2 separate regions of the Homo sapiens genome follow, and region 1 is linked to region 2. Evidence: read pairs that join two places in POLR2A ChIA-PET (ENCODE). Cell type or tissue: endothelial cell of umbilical vein. All regions are shown on one strand. Links, peaks and the distances in the headings refer to the core of each region. The heading gives the core; the rest is flanking DNA.

Region 1 (4,000 bases), core at 1-4,000, 360 kb before region 2:
CCTCAGCCTCCCAGGTAGCTGGGACTACGGGAGCATACCACCACACCCAGCTAATGTTTGTATTTTTTGTAGAGATGGGGTTTCACTATGTTGTCCAGGCTGGTCTCAAACTCCTGGGCTCAAGTGATCCGCCTGCCTCAGCCTCCCAAAGTGCTGGGATTACAGGCGTGAGCCACGGTGCCTGGCCCCCTGCTTAACTTTAAAAGTACAGGCTAATAAACATTAAGGAAGAGAATGTCCAGATGAGTACAAATAATGCAAGGTAATCAGTGCCCTATTAAGAGTTGCCCAGAATTGCAGTGTAACGTAATACACCTGTAAAATTTGTCAAATTGGTGATGAAGGTTAAAGGTGGTTAGAGTAGGGGTAGGGGATGTCTCAGAGGACCATATTGGTACTGTCAGCCAAACCACGGCAAGGATTATTTTTTTCTTCCTGGTAGTCATCTTAATTGATGTATAGTATATCTGCTGTTAGCTGCTACAACCTCCCTGAGAAAGCACAGATCATGACAGTAAACTATGTTCATTCTCTGCCAATTCCTCCCCAGTGTTGGAAACAGAAGCCCAGTAGTGAAAGCTACAGCTGCCATATACTTGCAGTGGAATCACAGGAGCAATCACAGGTCTTTGTAAGTGGCAGTAACAACTCACTTGACTTTCCTTCACCTGACACTGTCACCTATCACAACACTGGCCATCAAACTGGTAGAACAACCAGTCCTCTGATTTGGTTTCCTAGGGAAGGCAGTTGTTCGGCTCAATGTTTTGTTAACATCAAGGCTCTTATTCTTGCATTTGAAACCAAACACCTCAATCATTTTGCTTGCACCAGGGTTGGTACAAGAAGGCACGGTCCTTCTTGGGTGGGTATTTTGCATTGTCACAAATACTCTTATTTAGAGAAAACCAACTCTGAAACCCTAAAACTAGTATCTAGTAAAGGAAGAGATTCAGTTCTATCAAGCAATATATTTTTCAGTCAAGAGTGACGCTGTAAGTATAGATTCAGCAGTATAAACATATTACCAAAAGCTTGGATTTTTATTTATGCATTTTATTTTTGAGATGGAGTTTCGCTCTTGTTGCCCAGGCTGGAGTGCAATGGCGCGATCTCGGCTCACTGTGACCTGCGCCTCCCGGGTTCAAGCAATTCTCCTGCCTCAGCCTCCCAAGTAGCTGGGATTACAGGCATGCGCCACCACACCCGGCTAATTTTTTTTTTTTTTTTTTTTTTTTTAGTAGAGACAGGGTTTCTCCATGTTGGTCAGGCTAGTCTCAAACTCCCGACCTCAGGTGAACTGCCCGCCTGGGCCTCCCAAGTGCTGGGAATACTGGCGTGAGCCACCGCGCCTGGCCTGTTTATTTTAAAATTAATTGTTTTTTTTTGAGAGGGAATCTTGCTCTGTTACCCAGGCTGGAGTGCAGTGGTGCAATCTCAGCTCACTGCAACCTCTGCCTCCTGGGTTCAAGTAGATTCTCTCACCTCAGACTCCCGAGTAGCTGGGATTATAGGCATGCACCACCACACCGACTAATTTTTGTATTTTTAGCAGAGACGGGGTTTCGCCATGTTGGCCAGGCTGGTCTTGATCTCCTGACCTCAGGTAATCCACCTGCCTTGGTAAGTGTTGGGATTACAAGCATGAGCCACTGTGCCCGGCCCACTTGCTTTTATTTAATAACTTGCTAAAAAATAAAAACAAAAAACATTAGCACTTACATGTGGCTCCATGATGTCTTTCTGGTAATTCTGGAAACTTTTTGGGTTATAGAATTTGAAGAATCTATTTAGAGCTATAGAACTCCTCTTAATCCTCCCCAAGTTGTACTCAACAGATTTATTCCTTGCTCCCTAAAACCTATCCTTAGAAATTGCAAGTTGAGAATTCACCCCACCACTGCCCACTGTTCCAAAAAGCTTTACTGAATCTCATTAATGAAAAATAATGTAAAACTCTCCATAGGAGGCATTAACATACTTGTTTCTTCCAAACCTTCTGATTTCCACTAAAATTTGTAACCAAAATATATTAGGAAAAAGTAATTAAGCTTTAATGCTATTGCCTGGCCCAGTCTAACTATGATCTTTTAATTGTGGAGACATGGCAGTTCCCTGAAAGACCACAGCCTTTGGAGACTAGCAAACCTGGCTTGATCACTGGTTGATAGTTATTTTGCTGTATTAATTTGCCTTACTTTTCTGAGTCTGCATTCTCATCTGTAAAATGGGTGTATGACTTATGATAGGGAGCTATTTGAAAAACAAAACATCTGACACAGAAAAGGCTGAATTAAAACCTTTAGAGACCCAAAGCAGCAGGGCTATTGTGCCCAAATCACTCAAGGTATTGGTAGGAAAGAACACAAACTGAGGAAGGTTTAATAAAGGACTATTTACAGAGACATGGACAGAGTGCAGGAAAATCAATGAAGAATAATGGCGTAATCCAGGGCTGGTAACTAAGTCCTTTTTTTTTTTTTTTTTTTTTTTTTTGAGACAGTCTCGCTCTGTTGCCCAGGCTGGAGTGCAGTGGCACGATCTCAGCTCACTGCAGCCTCTGCCTCCCAGGCTCAAGCAATTCTTGTGCCTCAGCCTCTCAAGTAGCTGGTATTACAGACATGCATCACCATGCTTGGCCAATTTTTGTATTTTTAGTAGAAACAGGGGTTTCATCATGTTGACCAGGCTGGTCTGAAACTCCTGACCTCAGGTGATCTGTCTACCTCAGCCTCCCAAAGTGCTGGGATTACAGGTGTGAGTGACCGCACCCAGCTTGAGTCTTCTTTTTTTTTTTTGGAGACGGAGTTTCACTCTTGTTGCCCAGGCTGGAGTGCAGTGGCACGGTCTTGGCTCACTGCAACCTCTGCCTCCTGGGTTCTGGCAATTCTCCTGCCTCAGCCTCCCGAGTAGCTGGGATTACAGGCATGCGCCACCATGCCCAGCTAATTTTTGTATTTTTAGTAGAGACGGGGTTTCACCATGTTGGCCAGGCTGGTCTTGAATTCTTGACCTCAGGTGATCTACCCGTCTCGGCCTCCCAAAGTGCTGGGATTACAAGCGTGAGCCACCGCACCCAGCTCTCGAGTTCTCCTTTCTTTCTATTCCTAGATGTGAAGGAGCAAAGAGAAGGAGCCAGAAGCTAGAGGGGGCTGCTTGGTAAGAGCTGTGGTCTTTGCTAAAGGGACACAGACAACCCATGTGACCTGGCAATGAGAAAGCCAGAGTACTCTGACCATCTCTTCCTTATATCTTCTCATCTTCTTTGGATATTAATAATTGGATAAACAGAAGCTGAAGTCAGAGGGCAAGGGAGCCATTCATGCTGCAGTCCATGTGGGTCAGCACCCGCTGGGGTCCAGAGTGGGATGAAGAGGGGTTCTGAAAGGCAAATGGAAGACATCTAGTATAACCTCTCCCTGAACGTAATTCAAACTACTTAACTATTATTACAGACAAAAATCACATGTATGCTGAAAGTAAAATAACCTGTTTCCAGAATTTCTGATTGCAAAATTCTGAGTTCTTCAATTAAACCTGCATTTTTCTCAGTCTTTTTGGTGCCCCTGCTTCACTGGTGCCTTAAGAACATTTGAGAGCCTAAGGGCAGCCCTGAGCATGGTGCCTGAACTAGGGTGCCTCAAAACTAGGGACTGAGGAAGTCTCAAGTTCATTCCTGAATGCTGACTATAAGAGTCTCTGAGAGAGTTTTGAGAATGTAGAACTGATTTAGAATGAATCTCAGGATTTTTCTGTTAAGATCTATAAATTAGGAATTAAGGAACTGGATTTTTTTTGAATTTGAAAAATCCTATGATAGTATAACTTTGCATAAGCCTACTGAATGATAGGAAAGTTTTTAGTTTCTTATCAAAGAAAGAGAATAAAGTGAATCAGGACATCAGTTTCACATTGACATTTTTATTAACGCCAACTGTTTTTTAATTATTTTTTTAAAACAATAGCACAAAAATGTTTCAAGGAAGCAGTCTCACAATCT
Region 2 (6,360 bases), core at 1,013-5,012:
AACCCAGGCACCATATTTCATCAAATCTAACACTATGAATATAGTATATGTCCTGATTTTAGAGATTTAAAACTGTTTTTAAGTATATCAGAGCCAGTTAAGTACGGTATTTAACATTGGAAAACATTTGTGTATAACTTGCCTCCACCAATATTAAAATGTGTTATAAGTTGACTTATGTCCCCAAAAAAGATATGTTGAAGTCCTTACCCCAGTGCCCATGACCATGACCTTACAGAGAAATCAGGTCTTTGCAGATGTGATCAATTGATGTCGTTAGGGTAGGCCCTAATCCAACATGACTGATGTCCTTATGAGAAGAGGAAAACACCACACGAAGAGAGAGACATATAGAGAGAATGCCACATGAGGCAGAGATTGGAGTGATACAGCCAGAAACTAAGGAACACCAAGGATTGCCAGCCAACACCAGAAGATAGGAAGGAGGAAGGATTCTACCCAGAGTCTCAGAGGGACCATGGGCCTGCTGACACCTTAATTTCAGATTTCTAGCTTCCAACAAGAATAAATTTCTGTTGTTTTATGCCACCCAGTTTGTGGTGCTTTGTTACAACAGCCCTAAGAAACTAATACAAAATGGATTTGCATCTCCATCATGTATATGGCATGATTTTGAAGAACACTGCCGTGAAATACTTTGCATGATTGAAAAAAAGCCAGCATGAAATGAAATTTTTGTTGCATTTAATCCACGTATGGATAAGGTTTGAAAAATGGTTACTTTAGCTGTACATTTTTCTACCTATATATATCAATGGTGTCAGCATTCATTGATTCATTCATTCATTTACTCGACAAATATTCATTGAGCATCTACCTGTGCCAGGCACTCTCCTAGGCACTGGAGACACACTGATAAACTAAACAAAGCCCCTGCTCTTGTGAAGCTTACATTTTAGTGAGGAAGATGGTAACAAAAAATACACAACAAAAATGCACAATTTCAAACAGTGGCAAATGCTGTAAGAAAATAAAGCAGGATAAAGGAATAACAAGCAATAAGGGGAAGGACTCTCTTTAGAGCATGTGATCAGAAAAGGTCTCTCTGTGGAGCTGACATTTCAAAATGATGTTAAAGAGTGAATCCTGGGACGATCCAAGGCACAGACATTCCAGAAAGAACCCAAGGCAAGATCTGGATGGACATCAGCCTGTTAAAGAAATAGCAGGTGGAGAGAAAGGAGGAAGAGAAAAGCACAGAGGAGGTTAGAGGAGCAGTTAGGGACCAGAACACTAGGAAGCTATAGGCCATGGTAGAGAGTGTGGCTTTTTTCTCCACATAGTGGGAAGCCACTGGAGGAATCTGAGCAGAGGTGAGCAAAAAAAGATCATCCTGGCTGCTGAGTGCAAGACAGAAAGAAGGGAAGCAAAAAGGAAAGAGACTTATTATTCAATTAGAAATGTACTAAAATAATCCAGGCAACAGATGGCAGTGGATTTGGACAGTAGCGGAGCCACTGATGTGGTCAGACTCTAGATACGTTCCATCTAAAGACTTGCTGATGGATGGCTCATGGGGCATGAGGGTGTGAACAAATGTGAACCTGAAAGAGCCAGTCCTTCAAGATAGATCTGGAGTGGCTAAGTGGGCCTAAATTTTAAACAGAGCAAAGCTGCCATTTGCTGACTAGAGGTCACAACCCACTTTGAGTTCCCTGAAAATCAACACCTCTCTTCAACTTTGGGACCTCCAGAGCTAACCTAAAATAACCAGTCAGGGCTCTGCTGCCTTGACCAATCAGGCCTCAGTTGTTTCAACCAAACAGAACTAAGCAAGTTGGAATTGTTCATTTGCATAAGTGGACCTCATCAGGATCCTAGGCAGGAACTTTCATTATAAACCCCCAATTCTGACACCAACAGCTGAGTTTCCCCAGTTTCCAAACTGTTCATTGGAATAAAGTCTTTCCTCCCAATTCCTTTTCAGAGAACTTTTGTTCACAAGGGAAAAACAGGAAGGATTTTTGTCTGAGCAAGGGGATTCCCTGTACACAAAGTTCAAATGTCTTGACCACTGGCCATATCCTTTCATTGACCCTTCATGCTGTAAGAAAATAAAGCAGGATAGGCCGGGCATGGTGGCTAACACTGTAATCTGAGCACTGTGGGAGGCCAAGGCGGGTAGATCACCTGAGGTCAGGAGTTCAAGACCAGCCTGGCCAACATGGCGAAATCCAGTCTTTACTAAAACTAGAAAAATTAGCTGGGCATGGTGGCACGCACCTGTAATCCCAGCTACTTGGGAGGCTGAGGCAGGAGAATTGCTTGAACATGGGAGGCGGAGTTTGCAGTGAGCCAAGATCGTGCCACTGCACTCCAGCCTGTGTGATGGAGTGAGACTCTGCCTCAAAGGGAAAAGAAAGGGTGGGGGTGGGGGGGGCGGGGAATAGCAAGCAATGAGGGAAGGAGTCTCCTTTAAAGCATGTGGTCAGGAAAGGTCTCTCTGTGGAGCTGACACTTCAAGATGATGTTAATGGGAAGATCTAGGGCAGGTCCTGTCCTTGTAAATGAAGCCACATTATGTCTGGTTATCATCTCCAATGAGGTTAATTAGGTCGCCATGTGCTGAAGACTGCATAAAGCCCATTCCAGGGACAGAGTCCTGTCTTCTCTAAGGTTGTGGTCTAAAATTAACACCCAGCTCCTGAGAAATGTGGTAAGGCAGGAGCAGTAAAACAACAGATGGATATGGCAGAAAAAGCATGCAAAGCAGCAGGAAACCTCACGTCTAAAGCCATCTTTGCCCTTCCTCTGGCCGTATGACCTCAAGTACATCCCTTCATCTCTCTGGTGCTCTCTCCAAGGCCCAGTGCCTCTTTGAGTCTATGTCACATTCATAGTCGAGAAGTGATAACTGCTCTGTAGTATTTAACGGGTCTAACCAGCCACATCGGCCAAGCACCGGAGACTCCAAACAGCTGCTTCCTTTCCCCAGTGCTCCCGAGTTGTTAGGATTAAATGACATAACACGTATGAAAGAACCCTCTATAGTGGATGCTCAATAAATGTTCATTTCCTTCCCCCTTACTTTCACTCTAGTCACTTCCTACACCAGGAATCCCCATCCCCTCGCCTCCACCTCAGGGTCAGACGTGAAAGGGCCCTTTGTCTCTAACAGGATATAGTGAAGAAATCACTCTGGGCAGGAGACAAGAGTCCCCAGGGAGAGACCCAACCAATGCCACTGAGCCAGTTGTATGATCTTGGACAAGTCACTTCACTTCTCAGGAACTCCCTTTTTGCTTTTTTGTAAAACAAACAGGTGTCAAATTTGATGATCTTCAAGGTGCTGCCAGTCCTGGAAGTATCCACTCTTCCAGCCAGAAAACATCAACAGGGGGACTCATACCCTAGGAAGCCTAGCAACCCAAGGCATGAGAACCCTCAAACAAGGCACAAGTGGCCATTTCTTCCTGATGGCCTGATATTTGACTCAAACGCTGCATCTCAAGAGTTCTGGAAATTTTTATTAGCATCGACCCCACCTCATTCAGTATACAGAAGAAGCAGGTCTGTACCAAGCTGTCCGAGGCTCAGCCCAGGGGTGCCCTATTGGTGACCTCCTTGGCATCCTGCTGTCCAGTTCTGCAGCCTTCCTCCCCCAGCTCATGTGTTATGGGTGTGGACAGCAGGCCGCGGTGCTAACACCAGTCCTTACTGCCAGCCTGTCTTGGTAGGAAAGCAAACTGGTTCAACCGTTTGGGAGGACAAATTGACAACACCTACTAAAATTTAAATTTAAAATACGCATGCCCTTCGACCCACCAACTTTCATTCAAGAAATTAAGTCTGTAGAAACACTTGAACAAAGGTGCATAATAAATGAATAAGGATATCCCCTGCAGCTTTATTTGTAGTAGCAAATAATTGGGAATGATCCCAATGTCTGCCAACAGGGAATTGGTTAAGTAAATTCTGATATATCCATATAACAAAGAGTATGCCTTATGGCTAGAATTATAGCTCTTGGGATAAATAATGGAAAGCCATAAACTGACATAAAAAGATGCCTAGAGTATATTATTAAGAGACAATGGGCCAGGTGCGGTGGCTTATGCGTGTAATCCCAGCACTTTGGGAGGCCGAGGCGGGTGGATCACCTGTGGTTAGGAGTTCAAAACCAGCCTGGCCAACATGGCCAAACCCTGTCTCTATCAAAAACACAAAAATTAGCTGGGCGTGGTGGCAAATGCCTGTGATCCCAGCTACTCGGGAATCTGAGGCAGGAGAATTGCTTGAACCCAGGAGGCGGAGGTTGCAGTGAGCTGGGATCACACAACTGCACTCCAGCCTGGGCGACAGAGTGAGACTCCATCTCAAAAAAAAAAAAAAAAAAGACAATGATCCTATTATTGATTATCCTATTTGAGAAATAACAATAATGATAAATAATTATATATGTTGACAAATACATAGAAAAAAACTCTGCAGTAACTATCAACAGTGGTTATCTTTAAGGACAAGACTACAAGGAACTGGTACTGGTACTTTCTGCATTATATTTCTGAGCTGCCTTTTTTTAAATAATAAGCTTAATTACTTTTATAAGCTAAAAGAAAATTAAAGCTAATTTGAAATGTCCTCTGTTCTGCCTCCCTGTCGACATTTGCATTTATTTAAATGTAGGCTCCCCAGAGTCTGCTGGGCTTTCCACAAACTGCACCTTCAGCATCAAAACCTCTTGGAATGGCAAACTCAGCAGGAACACAGAAATGAGCTTTGGGGTATGGTTTGCATGAGGAGATGCTGGTCAAGGGATATAAATTTTCAGTTAGACAAGAGGAATAAGTTCAAGAGATCCACTGTACAACATGGTGACTATAGTTAATAACCGTATGTCATCTACCTGAAAATTGCTGGGAGGAGATTTTTAAGTGTTCTCACCACAAATAAATCAGAAGTATGTATGTGAGGTAATGCATATGTTATTTAACTTCATTTAACCATTCCACAATGCGCACATATTTCAAGACATCATGTTGTACATCATAAATATACATAATTTTTATTTGTCAATTTCAAACAATAATAATAATAAAAGAGAATGGAAAAAAAAAAAGGAATAAACTTTGTCAGGCCCACTCTCACAGCCTTCAAGAACTGCCCAGGGCAGCATGGTCTGTTCTCAACTTGTGGAAGTCCCAGAAAGGAAACACCACCCTCCCCTCCACTGGGGATTGGTCAAACATGCTCCTTGCAGGCGGCTCCAGCAAAGGCTCAACCTGGAGTTCAACACGTGCGATGGCTAAAGTTGGGGTCTGGAGCCATCAGTGGATCTCACAGACCCAGGTTTCTCTATCCAAAATTTCCATTAGCAAAGAGATGTAGGGTTGACTACAGGGACTTTTTAAGTGGCTACTGAATATGTCTTTTGCCAAACTTCTGGAGCTCTCTTCTAGTGCAAAGTTTTTCAAGCTTGATTTTAACAGCAGGATCTTCTTTTTTTCCCAAAGAAATCCTTACATGAACTCCAAATTGTTAATTAGTTAAAGGAGTTCCAGTTGAAGGTGGTGGGGAAGGGGCAGGAGCAAATTGAAGTATTTCCCTTCATCTTCTCTGTCCCACTTTGCAGCCCCTGGGACACCAAGAGACTGATGCCTAAAGGTAAAGTCACTTGTTCAAAGTCACCCAGCAAGCTGATGAAAAAGCCTGCAGAACTGTGAATCGAATGTAGGTTTCTTAATTCCAGATACGTTGTTCTTTCCACACTGAGCTTTTTTCTATATAAAAGGAAGTACTATATATCATGGGTTTAAGTAAAGGAATACACACACACACACAAATAAACATAAATGCGAGGGGAAATGTCTAAACAGAACACACCACCTGATTAATATGAACATTATAGGGGAATAGAATTAGAAGGGAACCAGCAATTTTAACGACTGACAATGATCCTATGTGGATGAACCTATTTGAGAAATAACAATATTTGTTTTGTTTTGTTCTGTTTTTTGAGACAGAGTTTTGCTCTTGTTGCTCAGGCTGGAGTGCAATGGCACAATCTCGGCTCACTGCAACCTCTGCCTCCTGGGTTCAAGCGATTCTCCTGCCTCAGCCTCCCGAGTAGCTGGGATTACAGACGCATGCCACCATGCCCAGCTGATTTTGTATTTTTAGTAGAGACAGGGTTTCTCCATGTTGGTCAGGCTGGTCTTGAACTCCTGACCTCAGGTGATCCGCCCGCCTCGGCCTCCCAAAGTGCTGGGATTACAGGCATGAGCCACCGCGCCCAGCCAAGAAATAACAATATTTGTTATTTTGACTTTTTTAAAATGTGTATCACCTTGTTCTTTTTCTTTCTCTCCTTGAATATTTAAACATCTTCACTAACTGAAC

What was found. ChIA-PET counts read pairs that join two places held together with the same protein. Peaks named below come from ENCODE experiments on the same cell type or tissue, not always from the same donor. Only the 100,000 strongest peaks of a DNase experiment are listed, where the experiment ranks them.
Region 1: POLR2A ChIA-PET joins it to region 2 with 8 read pairs; 3 of 35 experiments call an interaction of 5 or more read pairs at or near these places.

What each region holds. Positions count from the first base shown.
Region 1 is chr17:47,623,178-47,627,177 of GRCh38, reverse strand. It overlaps NPEPPS (aminopeptidase puromycin sensitive), which reads right to left. Exons shown (of 23, transcript NM_006310.4): 23 at 3,902-4,000. KPNB1-DT (KPNB1 divergent transcript) reads left to right here. Exons shown (of 4, transcript NR_171700.1): 3 at 551-631. Among named protein-coding and RNA genes, the nearest start is that of KPNB1-DT, 24 kb to the left of the region's middle. In endothelial cell of umbilical vein, for the core only: no CTCF peak of the experiment used is centred there; no DNase peak of the experiment used is centred there.
Region 2 is chr17:47,259,517-47,265,876 of GRCh38, reverse strand. All of the region lies in intron 1 of ITGB3 (integrin subunit beta 3), which reads right to left. Among named protein-coding and RNA genes, the nearest start is that of ITGB3, 8.9 kb to the right of the region's middle. In endothelial cell of umbilical vein, for the core only: no CTCF peak of the experiment used is centred there; a DNase peak (open chromatin) is centred at 3,096; H3K27ac peaks cover 1,003 bases.